4 separate regions of the Mus musculus genome follow, and regions 1, 2 and 4 are each linked to region 3. A link is a loop called in an ENCODE intact Hi-C map of the cell type or tissue named here. Cell type or tissue: left cerebral cortex. All regions are shown on one strand. Region 1 holds the start of Rasgrf1 (RAS protein-specific guanine nucleotide-releasing factor 1). Region 2 overlaps Ctsh (cathepsin H). Region 3 holds the start of 4930524O08Rik (RIKEN cDNA 4930524O08 gene). Region 4 overlaps Rasgrf1 (RAS protein-specific guanine nucleotide-releasing factor 1).

The links. A loop is a pair of places that touch in the nucleus more often than their neighbours do. Peaks named below come from ENCODE experiments on the same cell type or tissue, not always from the same donor. Only the 100,000 strongest peaks of a DNase experiment are listed, where the experiment ranks them.
Region 1: it touches region 3 in a loop (4-fold over the local background); 6 of 42 quality-filtered maps call a loop at or near these places.
Region 2: it touches region 3 in a loop (9-fold over the local background); 37 of 42 quality-filtered maps call a loop at or near these places.
Region 4: a loop joins it to region 3, with 7 times the contacts of the local background. A loop is called at or near these places in 38 of 42 quality-filtered maps.

What each region holds. Positions count from the first base shown.
Region 1 is chr9:89,905,779-89,910,778 of GRCm38, forward strand. Rasgrf1 (RAS protein-specific guanine nucleotide-releasing factor 1) reads left to right here and starts at 3,997. Exons shown (of 27, transcript NM_011245.2): 1 at 3,997-4,495. The coding sequence starts at 4,220. In left cerebral cortex, no CTCF peak of the experiment used is centred here; DNase peaks (open chromatin) are centred at 3,068, 3,858 and 4,008; H3K4me3 peaks cover 2,134 bases; H3K27ac peaks cover 1,833 bases.
Region 2 is chr9:90,075,078-90,080,077 of GRCm38, forward strand. Ctsh (cathepsin H) reads left to right here. Exons shown (of 12, transcript NM_007801.3): 12 at 605-1,018. The coding sequence ends at 680. Among named protein-coding and RNA genes, the nearest start is that of Ctsh, 23 kb to the left of the region's middle. In left cerebral cortex, a CTCF peak has its summit at 2,015 (motif pointing left); a DNase peak (open chromatin) is centred at 2,016.
Region 3 is chr9:89,825,171-89,830,170 of GRCm38, forward strand. 4930524O08Rik (RIKEN cDNA 4930524O08 gene) reads left to right here and starts at 1,349. Exons shown (of 6, transcript NR_040735.1): 1 at 1,349-2,067. In left cerebral cortex, CTCF peaks have their summits at 2,069 (motif pointing right) and 2,271 (motif pointing right); DNase peaks (open chromatin) are centred at 2,057 and 2,264; H3K4me3 peaks cover 444 bases; H3K27ac peaks cover 510 bases.
Region 4 is chr9:89,971,726-89,976,725 of GRCm38, forward strand. Rasgrf1 (RAS protein-specific guanine nucleotide-releasing factor 1) reads left to right here. Exons shown (of 27, transcript NM_011245.2): 9 at 3,040-3,158; 10 at 4,959-5,000. Among named protein-coding and RNA genes, the nearest start is that of Rasgrf1, 64 kb to the left of the region's middle. In left cerebral cortex, a CTCF peak has its summit at 2,248 (motif pointing left); DNase peaks (open chromatin) are centred at 821, 1,072 and 2,401.

The DNA of each region.
Region 1 (5,000 bases), 81 kb after region 3:
AGGCCTTAGTTTTTCCACCTGGAAAACCGGGTTGTTAACCTCTATTTGAGGCTAGTCAGCCTCTGCCCTTTCCTGGAGAATAGGCTAATTTCTTTCCCCTGTGGACAGTGTGCTTAATCTCTGAGTGTGCCCCTTTCGAGCAACTATGACAACATACTGTGTTCTCTGATTTTGGCAGGCAGAGGAGCGATACGAATTAACATGTATTTATTACAGATAGGGCAGCCATGATAAACCAAAGAATTTCATCCCACTCTCTAGTTTGGGGGACCAAGGTGATTCCTGGGGTTATTTGCAGGGCATGGGTAACTCAAAGGCAGCTATATCACTAACCCACACCTTCTCCCAATAATGGGTGCATCTCTGGAGCTCCTTGCCCGACTTGCTGGCAGTTCTCCCAAAGGTCTTCTCTTCCAGTACCACCCGCTCCAGCAACTGCTCACCTAACCCTCCGGAGCTCTGTGAGTCTCCTTAGGTCCAAGCTTCCAGAGCTATGGTAGTTTGAATGAAGAAAGAAAGAAAGAAAGAAAGAAAGAAAGAAAGAAAGAAAGAAAGAAAGGAAGGAAGGAAGGAAGGAAGGAAGGAAGGAAGGAAGGAAGGAAGGAAGGAAGAAAGAAAGAGCCAATGGCCCCCATAGGCTAGGTACTTAGTCATTGGTTGGTAGACTGGGAAAGATTAGAAACTATGGCCCTGTTGAAGAAGGTGTAGCTTTATTGGAGGAGATGTACCTTCAGATTTTAAAAGCACACACTAGATGCAGTCTCTTTGGGCAAGCTTCCAGATTAAATGCCAAGAGTTGCCTTGGTCATGATGTCTCTTCACTGTGATGGGACACTGACTTGTTCTAAGAGAAGAGGCTTGCAAGCTCTTATGAGCCTTTCTTCTCCCCTCTAAGAGGGATATTTCAATTTAGGAGAAATTGCTACACACCATATGCCCACCTTCTCTATGGCTCTTACACAAGCCAAGAACCAGCCTTATAAATGATATCTTCTTAGTCAGAGTCATTAAGTGGTTTCCAAGAGCATTGACTGCCAAGAGACCAAATGTTAGTCTCAGGTTTCTCCCTGTGGTCACTGGAGGAAAAAAAAAAGCAATATTCACACAGCTTACATAAGACTAATCAAAATTCCAGACAGGGCTCCAGCCATTTTCCTCTCTCTAGCACAGCAGCCTGGAGCTAATGCAGGCTTTCCAGCATGGTCTAGCTCACCAGGAAACCCCAGAACCCAAGGATTAGCAGAAGTATAGGACCCCAGCACCCCTGTGCTAACCAGGGCAGGAGGGGGGCAGTGCAGGGATCTGCTTGGCCCAAGATTTAATGGTTCTTAGCCCTGGCTCCACGTTGGGATCTCCCAGGAGTTTCTAAGTACGGTATACACGTCCAGACTCTGTTTTCACTGGCCTGGGGTAAGGTCTGAATACAGACTTTAAACCTCTAAAGGACACTGGAGTTTGGAGCTTCTGAAGTGGGCTCAATTCTTCTCCTGACTGACACTTTTGCTTAGCATGCCTTCCTCAGACCCAAGAGAAAGTGGGGTGTCCCTGCCCTAGCTATATCCTAGGAGTTATAGAGCAAAGAAGTTCCTAGGCTAGCCCAAGCTCCAGAAAGCAGGGACTACATTTTTCTTGTAATTGTGTCTCCAGGATCCAGCCAACAGAATCAGATGTGTGTGAGAGAGGATGAGTCCCATAGTCTTCACCTAATGCGTCTAATGAGTGATCAAAATCTAAGAAGTGAGCTGCAGAGCAGTGGGGCTGTATCACTGGGGCTGGCACACCTCTCTCAGACCCTGCCTGGCTCCCCTGAATGACAATCCCCTCTGACCGCAATCCCAGGAGATTCATTGCCCAACGCAGTATCATTGATTCTGCCATCAGTAAGTCTCCAAACTCCTGTGGTGAAATGCCCTGTGAACACACATTACCCATCCAGCCTATACAGCTCAGGTGCAGTCAGAAGATCCATGTATTGTAGGGACTGTGGGTCTGCCTGCCATACAAGCTTCAACGAAGGCCAGACCTTTGCTTCAGCTACGGCAGGGATACTTTCTCCCTGACTATCCGGGACCACTGGGGAATAAACCCCAGCCTCAATGCAGCCCTACAGCCCTGCTCTACATCAGCCTCAATCTACTTCAAATCCCAACTCCTTCACTTTCCATTTGAGTGAGCCCTAAGTGTGTGAGCCCAAACCCAACCTCCACTGAAGGCTATAGAGAAAATGGAATGGCTGACCTGTGGCAAAGAGCTTTTAGCATAGGGCCCCTTACCAGAGATTTCCTTGGCCTTTTCTGCAACAGGCTTCCTAAAGGGAATTTACATAAAAACCTCAATCCTGAAAGTTCTGCTTCTACAAGAAGGCAAGGGAAGTTAGGTGGCTGCCTGCAGTCAGAACTCTGACATGGAAGCATCAGGAATTCAAGCCAGTCTGGGCTACATAACAAGATGCAGTCTGAAAAGAGAAGGGCTAGGTAGGGAAAAGATGACTGGGGCAGGAGAAAGGAGAAAATTAGAAAACAAGGGGGAAATTATTCCAATCATTTCACAGGCTCTCTCTTGTGCAAATCAAGTCTGCATGAAGGGGCTTAGCCCTCTGCCCTTTTTCTTTTGATTACCCGAGGAAGAAAAATTAACATCATTTAGGAACACGGGCCTGGGCCACTATGCCCTGAACTGGAATAGCTCCATTCCAGACTATGGTGCATGGTGTGTGTGTGTGTGTGTGTGTGTGTGTGTGTGTGTGTGTGTGTGTGTGTTTCTAAAGGGGGAAGGGCTCTCGCGGTTCTGTGAGGAAAGATGGTGTTGTTTTGTGTGTGTGTGTGTGTGTGTTTTTCTCTCTCCAGAGAGCTGCGAGGACACCCGTCCCGGCTGCAAACTGTCAGCGCCGGGCGCCGTTCCCGGTTTCAACGAGGCCGCTGCCCTCTGCGGCAGACGGCGATGCGCGCTCCCCGCACCAGAACCCGGCTGGCCCGGCAGCCCGCGCGCTCTGCCGGTGCAGCATGCGGGCGCTGTGACGTTCTCGAATAAATGCCGTGTAACTGTGTAGGCGAATTGAAGCTAAAAATAAGAACGGAAAATCTATCATTAAGGTATCATTGCGCCAGCGCAGCTATGTGAAGGCTCCCATGGTCCCAGGCGCCTGTGTTTGAAGCCCGCCTTCAGGCTTCTGGGATATTTGCTGAAAACTCCCACCAGTGGCTTGCCAGCCAGACCTTGGGGTTTATGGGGTGACACCGGTTATTATGGCAATGCTCAAAATGGAGCGGTCACCTCTTCCCACCCAAGTTCACCCCTTTTATTCTCGTGTCGCCGGCGAAGCCGCGAGGAATAGAGAAAAAAAAACAGACTCGAACGGTTATGAACAAACTAGTGCATCCCTTTTACTATCCACCTTCCTCCATCCACCTTGAATTAGAAAAATAAAGTAGGGAAAGAAGGTGAGAGAAAGCTGTAGGAGAGAAAAACGACAAATGGGGCCGACCCTAGGTCTAAGGTGCGCCGCGGCGGGGCGCAAAGAACACAAACTCCGAGGAGGCGAGCCTCCGGGGTGCCATTGGCTTGAACGAAAATTGATCTGATTTGGCTTAGAACACCCGAAGTAGAGAAGAGGAAAACAAGGAGGGAGGGGTAGGCGTGTATGTGTGCGTGTGCGTGCGTGTGTGTGTGTGTGTGTGTGTGTGTGTGTGTGTGTGTATGTGTGTGTTTGCGTGTGTGCGTGTGTTTGCGTGTGTGTGTCCGGGGAGGGGAGGAGGCGCCAAGGTGCAGCCTGCGTGCGGCTCTGCGCCTCGGCGGGGCTGCGTGCGTGTGTCCCTGTCCGCGCTGCTGAAACGGGCTCTTCGAGGGATTGGCGTCATATGACTCCGCCTGCTGCCCCCAGCCCTCGCGCAGACCGCCCTCCCCTCAGTTAGCTGAGGGAGGGTCGTGCAACATCCCCAGGGGCCCCCGCGGCTCTGCGGAGAGAAGAGGTTCCAGCCAGGAAGGGTCCAGCTAGGAGCGAGCACGGCGCCCGATCTCAAAGTGTAGATCTTGAAGGGGGCGGGGTGTGAGAGAGCGAGGGAGGGCGGGGGAGCGAGAGAGAGAGAGAGAGCGCGCGCGAGGGAGAGCGAGGGAGCGATTCAGAGAGCGCCAGAGAACGGCAGAGCGCGCACCGACGAGGGGCATTCGGATGCCTCTCTGAGATGTAAGTGCGTAGCAGTCTCTCAGGCCTTCTAGCATCATGCAGAAAGCCATCCGGCTTAACGATGGCCACGTCGTGACCCTGGGACTGCTGGCACAGAAGGACGGCACGCGCAAAGGCTACCTGAGCAAGAGGAGTGCGGACAACCCAAAATGGCAAACCAAGTGGTTTGCCCTGCTCCAGAACCTGCTTTTCTACTTCGAAAGCGACTCCAGCCCTCGGCCCTCGGGGCTCTACCTGCTCGAGGGAAGTATCTGTAAACGCGCGCCCTCCCCCAAGCGAGGGACCTCCTCCAAGGAGTCCGGCGAGAAACAGGTGAGGGAGCGCCGCGTCCCGACCTCCCGCGCCCCTGCTAAGGCCTTTGAGGGTTCAGGGCCTTCCATCCAGCTTTGGGGACAGAACTTTGACCCTCTCCTCTAAGAATTCAGGGCGTCTCAGCATCTTTCGCGGGAAGGACCGGCTGGACCAAATTGGGAGGGTGACCCTAGTGCGGGCAGAGGAGGCAGGGACTGCGGGTAGGGCGCCGCTACCAGCTGCGACCGCCCTTGGCAGGGTAAACCCCGTAGGAGTGGCGGGGGGGGGGTGTTGGTGGTGGCGGGGACAGGAAGCCTGAAACTTGGAGATAGAGATGAAGATGGGGTCCAAAGGACCTACTCGGGCAAGGAATTTCATCACCGTCCGACTTAAAATGGTGCCCCTAGCCCCATCCCAACCCCCACCCTCACCCCCATCCTTGATAGTCCCCATCTTCTGCCCGAAATGTGAAATTCCTTACACTTAGGCTTGGAAAGGGTGAGACAGACGTCGAAGCGTCGCGGTC
Region 2 (5,000 bases), 250 kb after region 3:
AGCAAGCTCTACCAGGCCAGGGAAAGGAGAACATGAGAATGGAACCTTCACATGCCAAGGTCCTGTTAGCAAGACCCTCCCCATCATAGGATCCCAGGTCCCAACAAGTCTGCAAAGGACAGGACACTAATCAGCTAATGAGGTCTGTAACTGAAGGTTACAGGCAGACCTCAACGTCTTGCTGGGACAAAACCAACCTCTGGAAGGGTCTGAGAAATGAAATCAGTGAATTCGTTACAGTGAGTGACAGCCCCCACCCCCACCCCCTTTGAATCAGGATGAAGAGACAGACACACACACACAACTGAGAAGGAGAGTTTTTGTTTTTAGGAAGCCATACTGGCTGTTAGATAGCTATATGAGGACCCAGACAGCAGCAAGAAGGGAACCTCCATCAATTCCGGGGAGAAGTAGGCTATGCAAGGAGAAAAAGGAAGAATTTAGTTACAAAGTGCGGCCAGTCATTTCCTGCTGATAAAATAGCTGTTCTGTGAAGAAATACAGAGGGCCTAATCTCTCAAGTTTTGGTTTGCACCAGAACATTCTAGAAAGTTCTGAGGCGAAGATGCTACTAATCAGTCCTCAATCCCTTCTCTCTGCCCAGGTACTTCCTCATTGAACGTGGGAAGAACATGTGTGGCCTGGCTGCTTGTGCCTCCTATCCCATTCCTCAGGTATAAGCCACGGCTGCACGGGCAACTGATTGGCAGACCAAGGGAGGAACTGGTCCTTCGATGAGAATGCCACCCTGGAGAAAATTGTGTGGAAATCCACCCAGAGGCCCTCTCACTCCTGAGTCTAGACGCCTAAAGACAGGAAGGACAAACTTGAATAGCGACAAGCCCACCCACGTGACATCATCACCAGAAATACGCTTGGATTGTGGTTTTTTAATGACCCAAACCCACGTGGACCTAGAATCGTCTCTCTTTCCAGCTCTCTTCATGTACTGGGAGCTGTAATGGTTACCTTTTCTATGTTGTGTATTCAATAAACACACAGTAAATACCTCCCTGGGCGTAGGTCTCTAACTGACATTCAATTCCATCTCTCTGGACAGAGAAAGCATCGCTTGCTTGCTTGGAGTATGGTTCGGGTGCTGATGCCTGCCAGATGGAGATCCCAGGAGGGAGAGCAGGTTTAGAGATTCTGCTGTTTCCAAACCCGGGGAGGAAGAATGGAGCAAATAGGCCAGGATGTGGCACAACCAGGGTAGAGCCAAGATCTCATCTATCTCTGTGACTGCTGTTGCTGTCACTGGCTCCCAGTAGGGGTGCCCCACCACTTCCTCAGCAGGCCCTCCTTTGGGTAGCCCTTATGCCCCTGTCCTCTACACCGCATGCCCTCTTCTAGAGGCTATTCTGCAGGCCTCTCAGCTCCAGGGGCTTGTCTACAGCCGGCTGTAGCCCTTGGGCCTCCTGAGAGCTAGAAACTTAATTGGAAAAAAAATGTTCATGACAAAATTTGACAAATGTAATTGTAGTTTAATCTATTAGAAAGTTCTAGTTACATAAGACACTACAACTAAGTCAACCCACATACACACACACACACTCATCATCATCATCACCATCTAGGCAAGGCCGTTCATATGAATCATAAATTCAAGGCCTGCCTGGGTCACTTAGTAAGACCCTGTCTCAAAAACTCAAAAGGACTTGTGGGGTTTGTGAAGTGGCTCAGTGGGTAAGAACATCTGCTGTGAACATAGGATGACGAGAGTTTAAGTCTTTAGCACCCACATAAAACCTGGGAGTGGCCACGTGTGCTTCAAACCCAGTGTTGGGGATAGAAACCGGCAGATTCGTAAACAGCACGCTCATACGCAAGGAGAGATGACTGTCTCAAAAAATAAGATGGCGGGCTGGACCGGCAGCTCCGCTGGCTTCTCTTCCAGAGGAGCAGAACCCCCACAGGTGGGTCAGAACCCTCTGTAACTCTTCCAGCATCCACCTCCATTGCAGGTCCAAACCATCTGTAACTCCAGGTCCTGTGGATCTGCTGCCCTCTTCTGGCCTCCAAGGGCATTGCATGCATATGGTACACAGGTACTCAGGCAAAACAAACACAGACAAAAATAATTTTCAAAAATTATATATGTACATATATAATAAACAATATAGAAGGTACTTAATGTACCCTGGTGGCCTCAGCACACAAGTGTACTCAAGACACGTATGCACATACATGATACATATACATATGCACACACAAGACTATGTAAGTCAATATACTTGTCAAGTACTTGCCAAGACTGTGTGAGGCTCTAAGTTCAATTTCTAGTGCCAACACACACACACACACACACACACACACACACACACACACACATACTGAAAAGACCTAAACATGATTAAAAAAAATTTTGTCATAGTTAAAAAATAACATGAAATAAAAGTATAACTCTAGGTGTATTAAAGACTCCCAAGTCAATGGAGAGTGGTATGAGAAGAAACCCACTGAAGACAGGAAATAGCAGCAAGGTCCAAGGACACCACAACTGCTCAAAATGAACCTGCAATCTAGCTACCATGCTTGTCTATCATTCATGAGGCCGTGGGTTCAAACCCCAGCTCCATGGAAAAGCAAAACAAACGAAAATGGAAAAGAACTCAGAAAATGGCTAATTTAAAAATTTTTAAAAATTTAAACAAAATCAGAAAAAAACCTATATAACAACAAAATGGTATCTAGGAATAACTACCCAAAGTGTTATATGAAGAAAATAATTAAATTATAAAAAACTTTGCAGGTGTGGTGACATACACCTTTAGTCCCAACACTTTCACTGTGAGTTTAGGGCCAGCCTGGTTTACATAGCAAGTTCCAGGCAAGACAAGGTTACAGGGTCAGCTCCATCTCAAAAAACCAACAACAAGAAAATTATGAAACACCCCAAAAAAGCACAGAGCACAGTAAGTATATTCTCAAGTGATAAGATTAATGTAAATTGACTTTTGCTAGAAGTAGAAATATAAGTGTAGTATATTTCCAACTAAAATCTCGAAACAAAAAAAAAAAAATATTCAGTTTACCTGGGGAAGGAGTAAAGAGTTTTTAAATTTTACTGGGTTTTAGTCAATTTTAAAATATTTAGTTTGGGGTCTGAAGAGATAGATCAACAGTAAAGAGCACTGAATGCTCTTCTAGAGGACGCAGATTCAATTCCCAGCACCCACATGGCAGCTCATAACTTAGCTGTAACTCCTAAATCTAATATCTTTACACAAACATACACGCAGGCAAAAAAATATCAATACACATAATTTTTTTTAAAGTTAAAAAAATATATTTATTTTGGATGTGCATGCATGAGGTCAGAGGAGAGCTTGTGGATATCTTGCCTTCCACAATGAAGGGTCTATGTCTCCCACTCGGGTCACTAGGCTTGGCTGCAGCAAGTGCCCTGACCTCCTGAGCCATCTCATCAGCTGCAAGATAAAATCCACTTTATAAACAAGTATCAAGAAGAGATTATTTTTGTATTAAAGACATATAAAATGTCACCCATTAAGGTAGTACATAAATTAAGGATAATTAACTTCAAAGAATCTTTAAAAATGGGAAATGAAGACATACATCAGTAATAGAAGACAGATTTTTTTTTTCTTTTTGAGATGGAGTTTCACTGTGTAGCTAGCCCTGGATGGCCTAAAACTCCCTGCATAGGCCAGGCTGCCTCTGCCTCCTGAGTGCTTGGATTAAAGGTGTACACTACTGGCCTATGTTTTTTACCATTCAATAAAAGGTGTCATAAAATTCACAATTAAACTACTTTAATTTGAACTCTCACTACTATGTTCTTTTAAACTACTATGTTCCATTTAAATTACCATGTTCTTTCAAAACACCATTTTAAATTTACAAAATAATTGCAAAACTAGAGCCCCTCTATACTCTAGTTATTACTAAGATCTGGCTGTGATATGGCACCTTTGTCACAAGTAGTGTACCAGTTGAGTCCTTCCAATTTTTTTGATAAATAAATGCAACTTAAAAAAAAAAAAAGGTAACATTTGGGTGAGGCTATAGCTCAGTCAATGACACAGTACAAGTGTAGTATGTAAAAGTCTCAAACATTGTGCACTGATCATACAGAGAGAGAGAGAGAGAGAGAGAGAGAGAGAGAGAGAGAGAGAGAGAGAGAGAGAGAGAGAAAACAAAACCCTTGGCTAACATGTAAATGGTGAGATACAGACACAAGACAGGAATTGGCTCTCACCAGCTCTGTACAGCAGATTATACACTGTGGTGGTTTGAGTAAGGTTGGCCCAGGGAATGGCAGTATTAGGAGGTGTTGCTTTCTTGGAGTAGGTGTGGCCTTGTTGGAGGAAGTGTGTCACTGTGGCGATGGGCTTTGAGACCTTTCTGGAGCTTTCTGGAAGTTAGTCTTCTCTTAACTGCCTTCGGTACAAGAGGTAAAGCTCTCAGCTCCTCCAGTGCCATGCCTGCCTAGATGCTGCCATGCTTCCTACCATAATGATAAAGGACTGAACCTCTGAACCTGTCAGTCAGTCTCAATTAAATGCTTTATAAGAGTTCCCGGGGTCATGGTGTCTCTTCACAGCAATGAAATCCTAACTAAGACATATATAGCCTGGGCAATCAGATAGGAGGATGGTAGAACGGGTGGGTATTCACATTCAAAGAAGCAAAACCATTCTATCCATAAATGGCACCCTATATAAAGCAAACCGTAAGGACACATACTCTTTTAAGAGCTGAAAAATGAAAGATCATCCTGAAGGCTTTTGTAATAAAGTGAAAATTCCAACAGGATTTGCAAAACCTTGGTGGTCTAGCATCTGAAATATGTGAAAAACTCCTATACCCCAGCAAGATCCCCCTTTTATTTTATATTTGCATCTTTACATGTAATTAAGCTTTTAATTATATTTTTATTTAGGAAGGGGCGAGGGGACACACACATGTTCACGAAGCATGTATACAGGGCAGAGGACCACCCTCAGGAGTCTGTCTTCTTCCTCCACCTCATCGCT
Region 3 (5,000 bases):
TGGTAATTTCTCACGTATCCAGGACACCCTCATACAGAAGACTTGGGGTGGGGATCAGGTAAGTGGTGGGAAGTCACTGGTGCCCCAGTGTTGATAAACTGTTCTGTGGGTGTGGCCCTATGTTATTGTGCAGGGAGGGGGGGCCAGGAGAGCTGCCAGTCTCCAGGCCTTGTAAGGAACAGAGAGGACATGTGGACTTCTGCATGAGTGACTTGCCAAGCCCAGTGACAGATCAAAGCAAGGTGTGGGCCAGGGAATGTCAAGATAAGATCCTGTCACCAGGAAATGAGAAACTGAAGAGGAGAGTTATGGGTTGTCCGAAACTGCTATACAGCCAGAAATTCAGTCCAGAAACTGGGACAAGGACCTCAGTCAGACACCTTGGGGACGTGCTCAGAATGCTCTAGTGGACACACCAGTGGCTCCAACAGTTGGGCATGATGTCTCCTGAGGTGCTGAGTGCCCCTCGTCAGTCCTGTGAGTGCCACATGGGCCAGCTGCAAATCACAATTAAAAGCCCAGCGATTCCGTGGTGTCTGGGAGAGGACTAGACATTGTCTTCAGTGAAGGTGTGTGCTCTCCTGTAACAACACCTTTGCAGCCATGTCTCTGTAAGCAACACTAACAAAACTCAGTAGTTCCTCTTTGTAAAGAAGACATGAATGTAACATTGTGGGGCCTAGCTGGGGTGGGAGGAAGGCTCAGCAGGAGAGGCAAAGTGACAGGAAAGGGTAATGGAGGTGACTAGGAGTAAAATACGTGCTATATATGTAAGAGACTGTCATAATAAAACCCATTATCATGCCTAAGTAACATATGCTAAATTTTTTAAAAAACTACATAGTAAAACTTAGAGGAAAATATGCCACACACAGATATACACATGCATTCATACATACATATATAAATATATACACATATACATATATACACAATACATAAATGCACACACATAGATACATACACCCACATATATGCAAACACATAAGCAAATATACACACACACAAATATATACACATATATACTCACATGGACACGCACACAGCCCCACCATCAACACCTTTTCTGGTATGCGATAAGTCACTCTCCAGTTCCAAGACTCAGTTTCTGTAAGTACATGGTGATAACAGGCCTACTTCCCAGAGCTATTGTGAGAATCAAGTGAACTAACCGTGGTGACTTAGCCTCCCTCTTCCACCTCTACTCATGATTTGCAAAAAGGAGACAGAACCGGTCACCGATTCCGTGGCAGTGTGAAACTGACTAGAAACTGAAGCCAGCCATCATCCATCCTTGTAGCTTAACAGAGCCCGCCAGGACTGCCTGTTGTCAGTTCCTGTCTTTGGAGTTCCCAGGGATCACGTTGGGATTACAGGACAGGAAAACCAGCAGGCAGAGGTATACAGAGCTGAGACCATTTGCCCTGGTTGTCAGTTCTGATCTAGGGGACTTGGCTTTTTTTGTTGTTTGTTTGTTTGTTTGTTTGTTGTTTTCTTCATTTTTCTTTGGCTTTTAAAGCACGTCTACTCAGTATTGGTGACCAAAAAGGAGCCCGATGTGAGCGTTCTGAAGGTAAGGCCTCTCCCCTGAAGCTTTATCACTAATGCACTCAAAGCGGCAAAGCCACCTCAAGAAACGCAGACAAAACACTGGACCTTTGTCTCCTACAACTGCTGGTCTGCACAAATGCTCCCTAGACCTCAGGGGATTTCACAGACCTCCTAGATGCCAGGTTGAAGGCTGACAGTGCCCATCCCCCATCACTGCAGTTATGTAAGCCTGCTTCCGGTAAAAGGCCCTGGCGAAAATCACACGCAGTTAGTGGCATCGCCAAGGGAACATTGTCCATCATGTCTCTTTGGGCCTCCTGATGCTCCACTCGATGTGAGAATATGAGGATCAATCAAGAGAAGAGACTAACCTCGAGACAGAGCACTAAATCGAGCAGAAAACAGGAAGGCCTGTCTTGGGCCTCCATTTGCGTAAACCTACAGACGCCATCAACTCCTCCAACAGCCAAGGCCTTTTCTGACCACAAGGGGGCGCCCGCATCATGCTTTAATATAGTACGTGCTTGGGATGTTGAGAGCGTGGAAGACTGCAGTCTCAAAATACAGATAGGGAAACTGAGGCCAGGAGAAAGCAAAGGGTTCCTAAGTCATTCTGGGTAATTTTCTTCTCTGTGATCTTCACTCCCATTAAATTGAGTCATGGCTTCCACCAAGGAATACGTTTTACGGATATTCCTCCGACACCCGGATGAAGAATGCTACTTGCAGACCGCCCCACAAGAGGGAGCACCTGTGAGCCTCTGAGCCCTATACCCACCACGAGCCTTAGACAGAATGAGCTTCGTACAAGATTTTGATCCAGGGATTCTGGCTGGGATGTGGAAATTGCTAGTCTAGGTAGTCTCAGAGGAGACCCACCATCCAGAAGCTTCCCAGATCTAATCCAGAAATGTCTGCAGCTTCCAACATCTAGAGAAGCCTCCGTGAAAAATTCTGCAGGCAACAAGGGTTAAAACCAAGTCGTTCACTTCAGACAGTACTGTCACAAGGCCAAGACAGTCATCAGGGATTGTCACTCAGAGTAACGCTGCTATTTACTCTGCTTGTCCCAATTATCCATCACTGTTTACAAGTAAAGAAAATGACTGTGATGTCGACTCTGACAACCTAGAATGAGCTGGGAAGAAGGTTTTAATGAGGAATTATTTAGATTAGGTTGGCCTGGGGCTATGAAGGAGTTTCGTAATTGGGTGAATTGAGTTGGGAAGACCAACTCATGTAGAAAGCAGGAGGCACCATTTATGGGGTAGGTCCAGGAATGAATGGGTAGAGAGAGGGCTAAGCACTGTCTTACACGTAATTAATGTTTTATCTGTTTCTGTTTAGGGACGTAAGGGGACAAGCTGCTGCTGTTGTAGTTGACCTGTGAACCCTTTCTTCCCTAGCTTGCATTTGTCGGGTACAATGAGGTTCATGGTGTTTAAGAGAGATGTTCTCAGGGATAAAATTACTTCGTTCCCCAGTTTCTCTAGAGAACCCTCACATAAAAAGCAGGAACTGGTGGGTACCTGCTGAGCAGACACCCCAGACTCTTCCAGCGGCTCAGTGACTGCCTCACCGTTTGCACATGTCCCGGCTCTCCACTTATGCCCAGTTCTTCATCCTTACCACCAGGAACTCTGTAGACATTCCCAGATCTGTTTCCTTGGCATGAGTCAGCCTCCCAGAGACAGCCGGGGCCAGCCTGGTGACTGCATAGGGCAGAAGGCTGCCCAGGATTTGTGCCTTCACCATGGCAAGGTGACAAGGAGATTCCTGAGAAGGTGTGTGGTTTCTTCTACATTAGATATTTGGATCCCTGAGGGAAGCAATCTCTTCTAGACCACATGAAAAACAGGCAAGAGTGCCCGAGCACGTACTCACCATTCAGGTGCTCTGGGCTCCACAGGGCAGTGACCGTTTGTTTATTCCAGCCTCCCTCAAATTCAGACTCTCAGATTAAGTGTCTGGACACAGCCACAGAAACCAAAAACATGTAGTTTTTTCCTTCAACGGAGTCTGAAACCAATCGCCATACCACCAAGTCAGGGGGTGCTGATGACACTCCCAGAGCAGACAGACAGTACTGTCCCCTACTGTAGAATAGGAAGGCGTGCCATAGAAGATGGGTTAGTCTGGAATCAGAAAGGGTATCCTAGGGCCCTTCCACTTTTCGTGGGACCTGAAGCTTATAAAGGTGTGTGTATGTGTCTATTTGTATGTGTCTCTGTGTGTGTGTGTGTCTGTCTGTCTATTTCTGTGTATCTGTCTCCATGTGTATGTTTGTCTGTGTCCATAGATCTGTATGTCTGTGTGTCTGTGTGTCTGTATGTGTATCTGTATGTATGTGTGTGTTTCTGTGTGTTTGTATGTGTAAGTGTGTGTCTCTGTGTGTATATCTCTATGTGTATCTGTGTGTCTGTGTGGATTTGCATGTGTAAGTGTATGTATCTGTGTGTATATCTCTATGTGTGTCTGTGTATCTGTATACATGCTCACTTTCAAGGGGTGGGAGCCTGTTTGAACAAAAGGTTAGAAAACCAAAACCAAGTACAAAATCCAAGACTGTGCTTTTAAATGAAGGGGAAAAAAATCACATAATATAATTTCTGTAAAACTTGAAAGTATTGGCAACTTAACAAAAGTTGGAAAAAGAACATTGTTTTTGCACCAATGTGCCTGACTTGACTCTAACATTTTTTTGACATTCATGTTCATTTAATCACTGAATAGTCTCTGCATAAGACAAGAACTATGTAATGTCATTTTTTTCCTTGTCAGAAAAATGTAAAAAGAAGTCAATCTTTCCTCCAGCTTAGTACATCAGAGAAAAATAGAGTTGGTAATTTCAGTTAAATGAATATTAATATTTAATATGGTTATTATATCCATTACTGTCCCATTGCTGTGACAAAATACGTTGCAGAAAGCAATGTAAGGGAAGAAAGGTCCAGTTGGGCTCCCAGTTTCAGAGGCACAACCATCAACATAGGGAAGGCATCAGGGTCTGATGGTGAAGCAGCAGCTTCCAGCATCTGATGGATCAGGAGGCCAAAAGTTAGACCAAAACTAAAGATAGACCATACTAGTCAAAAGCTCACCTCAGTGACCCATACAGGGGAAGCCAGACACATCCCCAAAGCTTCTACAAACGCCACAAGGAGTGCCAGAAGCCCTGGATCGGGTGTCCAATCCCGTGGGCCTCTGGGAGGACATTTTATGTTCCATTTATATAGTTACCAATTGGGGTAAATGTCTACCAATGATCCATATATATATATATACACTATAGGATTTCAATGCAATTCAGGTTCTCTTTTGCAAAGATGTATCTTCATCAGTTCTTTTGAACTTGAGAGCACTTGTCAGCCAGTGTGTTGATAACAGTTCAGCACTAACATCCTATTATAGCTTTCGAGTTATCTTTGTCAGTGTCAGTACTTATTCCA
Region 4 (5,000 bases), 150 kb after region 3:
AAAAAACAAGCAAAAACAAACAAACAAACAAAAAAAACATTGTGGTGGTAAGAGCCCCCCATGGACGGAATTCCCAAGTGACTAGCTGGAGTTGCCATAGCAACAGGAGGTGACAGGTGGAAAAGCTGTGACCATTAAGGACACTCTGGTCCTCCAGTCTAGAGTTCCTCACCTGGCCGTCTCTCTGTCCTGCAGTCCAGAGTGGGCCTTCCTCCACAAGAACAGAAGCAGTCAGGGGAGCCCTGTCACACACACCCCCACTAAGGTGCTGGGAGTGTGGGGGGGAGTGGCCTAGATTGGGAATGGAGCTCAGAGGAAGAGCCCTTCCCTCTGTCATCTGCCATCAATGTCTGTCCCTCCTGCCCTGGCTGTAAGCAGAGCTAGCAGGATTTCCCAATGGACTGGATGGGAGAACGAGAAAAGACTAATGATTCTAGACAGGATGCCTTTAGATACCCGAGTGGAGGAGACCAGAAAGGAGGGTTCTAGAGTCTGGAATCAAGAGGTGTCATCAGTTTGGTGACAACCACCATGCTATATTGCCACAGGAGTGACTTCAGTCAGGAAGACATCAGAGCCTAGGACTGAACCTCGATGGAGGTCACAACATGAGGTTGAGCCCTGTGGTCAGACATAGCCGATTAGGAATAAGGATGAGGGAGGCTCAACTTCCTGGAGCCAGCAAAGGATATCAGGCAGGGCTCAGCTCCAAGCTAAGCAGAGGAGCAGGCTGAGCCCGGCAGGAGACAAGCTGCCTAGCCTGATCCTTCTGAGAACCTGCAGAGTTACTGAGTCAGGAGGGAGGACCGGGGAAGCATATGGGGTGTGTGACTGCAGATCTGTAGAGCCTGTGGCAGGAAAAAGAAAGAACCCTCTGCAGGTCCAAATCCTACATGCTCCTCCCTCCCTCCCCAGAGGAAATGCCTAGGATGTCCTTTAAGGTTCCTCATTGCTGAGAGATAGATGCCTGAGGTGCAGATGGCCTGAGAGGCCAAGATATGCATCCTACTCTTCCTTCCACCCAGTACCTGCACCTTCTCCTAAGCCCAACCTTAATGGCACACTGGAGCGTTCTCTCACCCTCTCACCTCCCCCCACCCGCCTCCATAGGGTGCTAAGGGAAGTAACCTAGCAAGATAAGAAACCATCAGATAGCCAAGCCCTGGCTAGACTAGGAGTCACACCTCCCTCTCCAACCCAGTCACTAGCTGTCCTCAGAGCTGTACCTCCTCCCACACCTCCAGCTGCTCTCCGTAAGAACCAGATGTTTGTTTGTCTTGCCATTTTATCCTCAACCACCACTGTAGCACCACTGATAACACAGTGATAAGCATCACTTCTGGGGCCTGCGGTCCCTCAAAGAGCTTAGCAGCTATGTCTGCACATAGGTCCCTAGCACCAGTCTGCCTCAGAAGCCGAACTTACCCGGTAGGCTGCCCTTGTCATGTCTCCACCACTGTGGAGTTCCCCCTTTGGACCTTTCAGAGTCCAACATGCCCAAGCACAACTTCACCTTCACCGTGAGAAATGTTCTCTCTGCCACTGGCATTTCTCAAACGGAACCCCATCTTTAGGAACTGGGTGTCTCAGAAAAACATTTCTGTGGAGGAGAAGGAGAAACTGAGGCTGCTAGAGAGAAGGGAGCCAGTCTAGATGTCCCAGAGAGTTTAAATTAAAATGGGAGTGCTAAACCAGAAAAAAAGCAAGACAAACAAACAAACAAATAAACAGTAAACTGAAATGCTGAGCCCCACCTGCTCCCCAGCGTTCCACACGTGGACAACTGAGGGCCCTCTGGCTGAGGCTTGAGGTTTTGCTCATTTTATAGCCCACACAAAGCACCCTTAGATTAAACCACATGTGGTCACCAGCCCTCTTGGTGACACTGCCTGTAGTACTTCAGAAATAGGTAGAAAACCATGAGATGTGCTCTTCTTGAAGTAGGTAGGGATTTCCCAGTACTTCTTTTTTTTTTTTTTTTTTTTTGGTTTTTCGAGACAGGGTTTCTCTGCATAGCCCTGGCTGTCCTGGAACTCACTTTGTAGACCAGGCTGGCCTCGAACTCAGAAATCCACCTGCCTCTGCCTCCCGAGTGCTGGGATTAAAGGCGTGTGCCACCACACCCGGCTTCCCAGTACTTCTCTGCTTTCCTAAAAAGCCTGGGAACCCACCAGAACAAAATTGCCAGAGTCCCCCTTTTTTTTTCTCACGTGTTACTTTTTTCAACGTAATTAAATGGCACCATCTCCTGGACAGTACTAGAGTTGCAGAAGACAGAAAAAAAAAAAAAAAAAAAAAAAAAAAAAAAAAAAAAACGAACAGCTTGTTTTCCTCCCAGAAGACAAGTAGATAAAAAGCCAGTCTTTCTCTCTGAGCCAGCATAATTGGCAGGCACTCACAAATCTCATAATATTCCAGGGCCCATGCAACATTAAAATCACAGCTGTTTAAAGACATGGCAGAAAGATCTGGTACATAGCTCCGTGGTAGAGCATCATTCTCAAGACCTTGAGTTCGATTCCCAGCAAGGAGGGGACAGCCTGAGGAAAGAGTACAGGAGGGGATAGCCTGAGGAAAGAGTACAGGAGGGGACAGCCTGAGGAAAGAGTACAGGAGGGGACAGCCTGAGGAAAGAGTACAGGAGGGGACAGCCTGAGGAAAGAGTACGGGGGGAACTCTGCTTGTGGATGAAAATAGTGTATAGTAAGACGTGGGTTACAAGAAGAAATGGTATCCTGGGCTCACATCTCCCTCCTGGACTGGATCTGTTCTCTATCCTACAATGCTCAACACTGAAACGTGCCAATTTCCCTTTCATTTTTCCTAAAATAAACACCTGGCAACTTGTACTGCCAGGGGATTAAACCAGATGGAGCCTGGCCAGTGTCCAGCGTACAGTTGGCACTCAGTAGATACGAATACCCTTCCCTTTCTTAACCAGGGCCCCATGCCCTAGCTTCTCTTCTTAGGTCTGCCTAGAGAGAGAGCATCCCCCTCCTGAAAGTGGACCAGCATATCTCTTACTTCCTGTCTCCCCAGGATCATGCATGACGAAGTCAGTGAAACCGAGAACATCCGCAAAAACCTGGCCATTGAGCGTATGATCACGGAGGGCTGTGAGATCCTCCTGGACACCAGCCAGACCTTCGTGCGCCAAGGTAGGGTGGCTGCTCTGCACCCCCACTGAGGGGTCCCTGAGAGGAGGGTGGCACTCAGGGACATCATCAGTAGACTGACCTGCAACTGTGACTGTGGAATGTTCTAGACTGCTGGGATGCAAAAGTTTGACATGGAAGCAACACTTATGCACACACACACATGCAGATACCACTGGTCTTCTGTCATGCCAAATGTGAGTCTACTACCGAGGTTAGCCATGGACTTTTTGTTGTAAGCTCTGACCTGTCCTTCCATGGAGAAAGTAGGAGACAGAATGGGGACAGATAGCCACTGGCCCTGAGAATAGAATTTATCAGAGGTATTGGGAGGGATCCCTGCACTCAGGGGTTCTCATTGAAATGGGTCTTAACCACTTCTGGCTCCTGCTCACCCTGAGAATGGGTCTGGGTGGCTTGGCCCTGTTGAGCTCCTGATGGCTTAGAGACATCAAAGCTGTGATGCATTTGAAGGTCACCTTATGCGGCTGCCATGTTTTATGTTAGACTCAGCATTTGCTCCTTTGTCCCAGATGGATGTCTGCCCCCAAATCATCTTCCAGCATCTCCTCCATCCAGGTCTGGAGTTCGCTAGCTAGTAAATAGCTCTGTGAGAGGCTTATACTGATTGGTACATCAGAATCTGGGCCCCTGGGGAAGATCTGATAGACATTATGTTCCATGGATGGTGGCTGCATTTGACCCCAGGAGGGTCTACCTGGGACACAGGAAGCCCAGGGGCAGTTCCCAGTCTTCACGTCTCCCTGAGTTGCACAAGACATGATCTATACCAGAAGTATTCCCAAGAAGCCTCTTTCTACTTCTCTGAAGCCTTGGGGAAAAAGCCCCTCCTGGAGTGGACAGTCCCCTCAAAGACCTGGAAGCTGCCATATCACCCCGAAAAAGCACTTCCTCCTCTGTACTGGAGCAGGACCTGGAGCCCCTCTCAGCCCTTCCCACTGTTCAGCCTCACAGCCAACACTGACCCTTGCCCTCTGTACACCGAGTCCCCATGGGCTTCCAAGGCCCCCAGAGAATAGAACCAGTCTCACCTTGCAGAAGAAGACCTGTCACAAATGAACATCTCAGTTGCAGCAGACATAGAGAGGGGCGGGGACGTCAGGGGAGAGAGGCTTTCCTAGAGAGGCTGGGCAGTGTGGTCTGGAATGACATTGGTTATGGGACAGAGAGATGAAGACAGAGAGGAGAGAGGCTGGGAGGTGAGCCCAATGCAAACTGTGCCGAGGGTCCCTGAGGACAGTGAGGACAACAGGAGAGGAACCTAGAGAGCAGGTGTTACGTGGGACACCCAGAGTAGAGACAGAGAGCTACTCTATCCAACAGTGGCTTTCTACCGTATTACACCTAGGATCATCACATGCTCAGTCTGGGCTCTGAAGCTAAGTGCCGAAATCAATTGGTGATGTCTGCTGTGGCCACAGCTATGCAGTCCATCATGCTAAGACACCAGAACCTGCCTCCAGCCCCCATTTCTTCAGCCTCATTACTCAGGGCCATTTCCGGACCTCAGCCCGGCTCTCCATTTCTTTCAGGGGTCCCTTTGCTTGCCATGACCCTGGACCCTGGCTGGGAGGTTGTGAGACCCTGTACAGAGCTCTCATTTTCCCAGTCCCCTGGCTCTGAGGCTGAGCGGGAAAGAGCAACCAGGAGATTTGGACTACCTTGTTCCACAACCACGTGTGACTGTACCTCCACCTCCAAGGCTGGGCCATAGGGTAGTGCCATCTGTACCATCTGAGGCTAGGCTCAGACCCTCCTCACCACTATCCCCTGTTCTTACAGGTTCCCTCATGCAGATGTCCTTGTCTGAAAAGAGCAAGTCCT